Linked DNA regions of Homo sapiens: region 2 is linked to region 1. A link is a loop called in an ENCODE intact Hi-C map of the cell type or tissue named here. Cell type or tissue: K562. All regions are shown on one strand. Links, peaks and the distances in the headings refer to the core of each region. The heading gives the core; the rest is flanking DNA.

Evidence for each region. A loop is a pair of places that touch in the nucleus more often than their neighbours do. Peaks named below come from ENCODE experiments on the same cell type or tissue, not always from the same donor. Only the 100,000 strongest peaks of a DNase experiment are listed, where the experiment ranks them.
Region 2: a loop joins it to region 1, with 1.9 times the contacts of the local background. A loop is called at or near these places in 4 of 110 quality-filtered maps.

The regions. Positions count from the first base shown.
Region 1 is chr5:34,521,723-34,524,642 of GRCh38, forward strand. No RefSeq gene overlaps it. Among named protein-coding and RNA genes, the nearest start is that of RAI14-DT, 130 kb to the right of the region's middle. RefSeq lists an enhancer at 1,309-1,832. In K562, for the core only: a CTCF peak has its summit at 1,584 (motif pointing right); DNase peaks (open chromatin) are centred at 1,619 and 2,619.
Region 2 is chr5:34,800,871-34,803,790 of GRCh38, forward strand. It overlaps RAI14 (retinoic acid induced 14), which reads left to right. Exons shown (of 18, transcript NM_015577.3): 5 at 2,842-2,906. Among named protein-coding and RNA genes, the nearest start is that of TTC23L, 37 kb to the right of the region's middle. In K562, for the core only: a CTCF peak has its summit at 1,288; no DNase peak of the experiment used is centred there.

The sequences.
Region 1 (2,920 bases), core at 147-2,646:
TACCTCCCCTAAATCGGAAGAAACGAGAGAGGAAATGGAGCCCGGTGAGGCCTGGAGCCATGGTGAGGCCTCTACCAGAAGCGGGAGTCACAGAGTCACTGCCAGAAGCAAGGCTCAAAGCTGGGAGGGAGCATGGGGGACAGGACACCCTGGCATCCTCTGCCCTCCACCCTAATTCTCTTTCCTCCTGCCCTCCATTCTCCTGATGGAGCCTGGCTCTGATTCTACCTAACAAGAAACCAAGGCAAGGGAGCCAAGGTGATAGGATCCAAGGCTCAGACCAGGGCAGAGAGGAGGTTAGAGCAGGTCCAGTTGTGGTGAAGGAGGGGCGTGGCAAATAGTTTCATCTTTGTGCTTTGTCAACACAAAGACTAAACTAGGTCTGGGTGCGGTGGCTCATGCCTGTGATCCCAGCACTTTGGGAGGCCAAGGCGTGGATCACCTGAGGTCAGGAGTTCAGACCAGCTTGGCCAACACATTTTCCACTTATTTTCACCACAAACAGCTGTATTATCAGCATTATTATTTTTGAACTTTGTCAGTCTTGGTAACATAGAAATATTTACTTATAATTCCTTGGTGAAGTAACAGGAGTGTTGCTGTTACCGGAAAGGGGTCTGGATCCAGACCCCAAGCGAGAGTTCTTGAATCTTGTGCAAGAAAGAATTCAGGGCAAGTCCGTAAAGTGAAAGCAAGTTTATTGGGAAAGTGAAGGAATAAAAGAATGGCTACTCCATAGGCAGAGCAGCCCCGAGGGCTGCTGGTTGTCCATTTTTATGGTTATTTCTTGATGATATGCTAAACAAGGGGTGGATTATTCATGCATCCCCTTTTTAGACCTTATCGGGTAACTTCCTGTCATTGCCATGGCATTTATAAACTGTCATGGCGCTGGTGAGAGTGTAGCAGTGAGGATGGCCAGAGGTCACTCTCGCCACCGTCTTGGTTTCGGTGGGTTTTAGTCGGCTTCTTTACTGCAACCTGTTTTATCAGCAAGGTCTTTATGACCTGTACCTTGTGCTGACCTCCTGTCTCATCCTGTGACTTAGAATGCCTAACTGCCTGGGAATGTAGCCCAGCAGGTCTCAGCCTTATTTCACCCAGCCCCTCTTCAAGATGGAGTTGCTCTGGTTCAAAAGCCTCTGACACTATTGTTCTCAGGTTTTCAGTTATCCTTACCAAGCTTTCTTTCAGAAGCCTCTCTCTCAAGACGCCCTTGTGTCTTGTGACGTGAAATAGGAGGAGAGAAAGTGGAAGAAGCTGGGTGGAGAAAATGAAGGCAGGAGCCCTTCTTCTTACCAATAGAACAACTGTGGTTTAAAAAAAAGGAAATGGAATGAGAACTATGGAGGGAATTTTGCAGATAGGTTCTTAGGCTCTCTGGGACTAATGACATGGAGTGAAGGAAAATGTTTGGTCTTAGAGATGGTAAACAGGTGACTTACACAGAACAAAGAGATGTGATAAAAGAGGAAGTGTTAAGGAATTTGAATTGAGTACTGACAAAGACTGGTACTGTTGTCCTTATGCATTGGGCAAAGTGGGCTGCAGAATTGCTCGACCTTCCAGGTGAAGTTAATGTTGGCCGCTAGGTGGCAATCACATGTCTTCAATAACCGAAGACATCGCAGGCCTGAGTAACTGGCCTTCCTGGTGAGTTTCATCAGTCCATCCACTGTCAGAGAATTATAGTTTCAAAGTCTGCTTGGATGCATTTTAATATTAAATCAATTTGTGAGTGCTCATTATGATTCGTCAAAATCATGGCCCCAAGCAGCTACTGTTTTCAAAGTAAGTGATGTGTGGTTTTCCTTCCACTGTTTGGGTGTTTACACTTAGAGCTTCCTCCTACTTCTTCTCCTTAGGAACTTGACACTATTTCTGCCATAGAAATGATGTTCCAGGCAACTATTTCTTACAAAAACAATAAATAGAACAGGTCTTGGGTCTGAAACAATTGGCCAGCTGAGATTTTGTTTTGTATTCATTTGGTTTTCCTGCTTGGTAGATTTAAACAAAGCTTTCCAACATTTTACTTTCGAAGCAAGATTCACACTGAAAAAACCATGTTACAGCACAATGTTGTAGACGCTAATCTATTCTGATGGATGTGTTTTTTATAGGTCTTCATTTGATTTAATATATATTTAAAACTGAGTTTGTCTGCCTGGTGAGAGATGAAGGAAATACAAATATAATCACTTTACAAAATAAATGCCTAAGATGGGGAACACTCAGCATATAGTGTTTATATATATTCACACACCAAGAAATAATCAAATATAATGATGCCAGCATTGATCGTAGATTTTCATAGCCACATATTTCTTGAGTGGTTTGTGCTAGCAAGGGAGACCCAGAGAGTCAGATGCACTCAAGCTTTTGTAATGAGGTGGTGCAGCATCTTCAATCCCCAGGGTATCTCCTATAACTTTCTACAGGATCTGATGCCATGCTAGAGAGTTGCGAAGCTCTGAATAGCTTTGCTTACATAGAGTGTTGGGTGTTTTGAGATTTATTTTGGAAGAGAAAGGAGAGAAGTTTCTCTGAGACATAGCAGGTCATATGTGGCTGAGCCTACAGCAAGGCCAGTGAAAGTGATTATGAGTCACTCATAGCCTAGGAGTGTGTCCCAACAGATATTTCTGATTTGGCCCCAGGCCACCATCAGACTATGTTGTCTTAAGTTGTCATATCTGGTAACTGCAAAAATAAACCATTTTAGTTGTCATATAAGATATTGTCATGTAAGTATTGACCTCTTCAAATGAATAATCATCTCAAGACCTTCAAACAAGAAGTGGTTCTAAGGTTGCATATAAGCATTACATATCGATGAAAACATTGATCACAGACATATTACAGCTGAGTACCAAGTGCTACTGGAGTCACAGCAACATCAGTTCTGGATTATCAATGT
Region 2 (2,920 bases), core at 323-2,822, 280 kb after region 1:
ATGCATTGCGTACACGACATAAACGGTCTCCATCTTACAATCAGGATGTGTTCCAAACCTTCATTTGTAAGGCATTTGTTTAAAACTCAGAATGTGCTTGTCCACAGAAACAGTGGTATAAGTGATGGTTGGAGGGCCAAGCTACTCCACCAAAGCCTATTTAATGCATCATGTAACTAAACTCATACACAGTTATGCTTCATACACTCTGGAAGGAGGGATCTCATATAATATAACAGGAGGAGGAGGAAGAGAAAATCTTTGTCTTCTTACTTCCAAGAATCTCTCTTCCTTCATTTTTAAATTTTGTTCATCCTCCTCCTTTTGGGAGGGGACAGAGGGATTCCTGTCTCTCAGTATCCTATGCTGATGAAACAACTCTCCCCCACACCTACCCTAAAAATCTCTCCGTACAGCTGAATTCAAAATAGAAGGAATCGGATCATTTGACTTTACACATTTTTATGCCATTCACCATAGCCCTATGGCCCACTAGTTTTTAAATACAGTGTTTCCTAGCTATATGATTCTCTAATTAGTGAATTTCTGGTCAGTGTTACAGACTGAAGACTGATTTAGAAAGAAAAATGGGGCCGGGCGCAGTGGCTCATGCCTGTAATCCACACTTTGGGAGGCCAAGGTGGGTGGATCACCTGAGATCAGGAGTTCGAGACCAGCCTGGCCAACATGGTGAAACCCCATCTCTACTAAAATACAAAAATTAGCCAGGCCTGGTGGCACGCACCTGTAATCCCAGCTACTTGGGAGGCTGAGGCAGGAGAATCGCTTGAACCCGGGAGGCAGAGGTTGCAGTGAGCCGAGATGGTGCCACTGCACTCCGGCCTGAATGACAGATAAGACTTTCTAAAAAAAAAAAGGTATTTGGGGCCTGGGCCACCATCATATAAAGAAGTTGTTGGCCAGGAATGGTGGCTCACGCCTGTAATCCCTGCACTTTGTGAGGCCGAGGCAGGAGGATTGCTTGAGGACAGGAGTTTGAGACTAGCCTGGGCAACATAGCAAGACCCCCAGCTCTACCAAAATTTAGCCAAGTGTGGTGGCATACACCTGTGGTCCCAGCTACTAGGGAGTCTGAGGTGGGAGGATCACTTGACATCAGGAGATCTTGGCTACAGTGAGCCATGCTTGTGCTACTCCATTCCAGCCTGGGCTCAGAAAAAAAAAAGAAAAGAAATTGTTCCTCGAAGTCAGTGGTTCTGATGAACTGGGCTTGATATTGCCCCCCAGGGGACATTTGGCAATGTCTAGAGACATGTTTGATTGTCACATTTGGACCTCTAGTGGATAGAGGCCAGCGATGCTGCCTAACGTCCTGTACTGCATAGGACAACCATCCACAGCAATTATCCAGCTTATAAGGTCAATGATGCTAAGGTTGAGAAAGTGCATCTACGGCCATACCACCCTGAACACGCCCGATCTCGTCTGATCTCGGAAGCTAAGCAGGGTCGGGCCTGGTTAGTACTTGGATGGGAGAAAGTGCTTTAAACATGTCCTAAAGTATGGGAGTTATCTACAGGTGTTATATTATGTCAAATAGCTTGGGAAATCCAGGATTAAGAGTTTACTAGGTGTGGTGGGGTGTCTGGTAGTGGTCAGGTCCTCTGCTCTGACCCTCTCCCCAGGTCCCCCCATCCAGACATTTGAAATTAGCATACCCTCTAATTCAGATGGACAGAAATGTATTGAGAGCCTACTGTGCAGCAGCAGAGTTGTCAATACTAGAGATACAGCAGGGAATCAACAGGGGTGTCTGTCCTCACCAAGCTTATATTCTCATGGGGGAAAAATAATTAACTATATAAGTGTGTGTCTGTATAGAGAAAGAGGTAAAAGGGAGTGATAGAAGCTGCTAAGTGCTATGAAGGATAAAGAAATAAAGCAGGGAGTGGGGGTAAAAGAATTAGGGAGAAATTGGAATTTGAAACGAGAAAGTCAGGAAAGGCCTCATTGAGAATTTTACAACTCTCTCCCTTCTGTATAAGAACTTTGAAAATCAGAAAACTCCAGGTAATTTCCATTCAGGGCTGGAGTACATTGAGAGGAGAGGGAAATGAGATGTCAAGAGTAGGGGCTGAAGTGTGTGGATCTTTGATGTATTCTGCTGGCTTGTGGGTTGCCTTCACTGGATTCCTCAGCCTGTGGTGGGCATAGCCTGGCATGGCTCTTATAGACACAGGATGTTTGGCAAACATATTGACAGCTGAAAGCAGAGCTGCTGAGCTGCATTATCATGAATCCACCGCAAGTGTCTAGCCTGGAGCTGCTTTTCACCCCAAGACAACAGCAGTTGGAACCTGTGAATGTCATCCAGTAGGTGGGATAGGGCATGGGGGATGCTCGATTCTTCCCACTCGCAAGAATAACAGTTCCAGCCCAGGCACAGTAGCTCATGCCTGTAATCCCAGCACTTTGGGAGGCCAAGGCAGGAGGACTGCTTGAGCTCAGGAGTTCGAGATCAGCTTGCGCAACGTGGCGAAATCTCATCTCTACAAAAAATACAAAAATTACCCAGGTGTGGTGTCATGCTATTTGGGAGGCTATACTCCCAGCAACTTGGGAGGCTGAGGTGGGAGGATCACTTTAGCCTGGGAGGTTGAGGCTGCAGAGAGCCATGATCGCGTCACTGCATTCCAGCCTGGGTGACAGAGTGAGACCCTGTCTCAAAAAACAAAAAAACAAACAAACAAAAAAACACAGTTCCGTCTTTTTTGGATAACAACCTATTTCCTTATAGCTGTCTTCTCATATATAAGAAAGAGATTTTTTTTAAAGTGTGGCCTTTTTAAAAAAAATTATTATTTGAAAAAATCCATTTAGGACACAGCGCCTTACATCTCGCAGCCAAGAACAGCCACCATGAATGCATCAGGAAGCTGCTTCAGGTAAGCTGGTGACA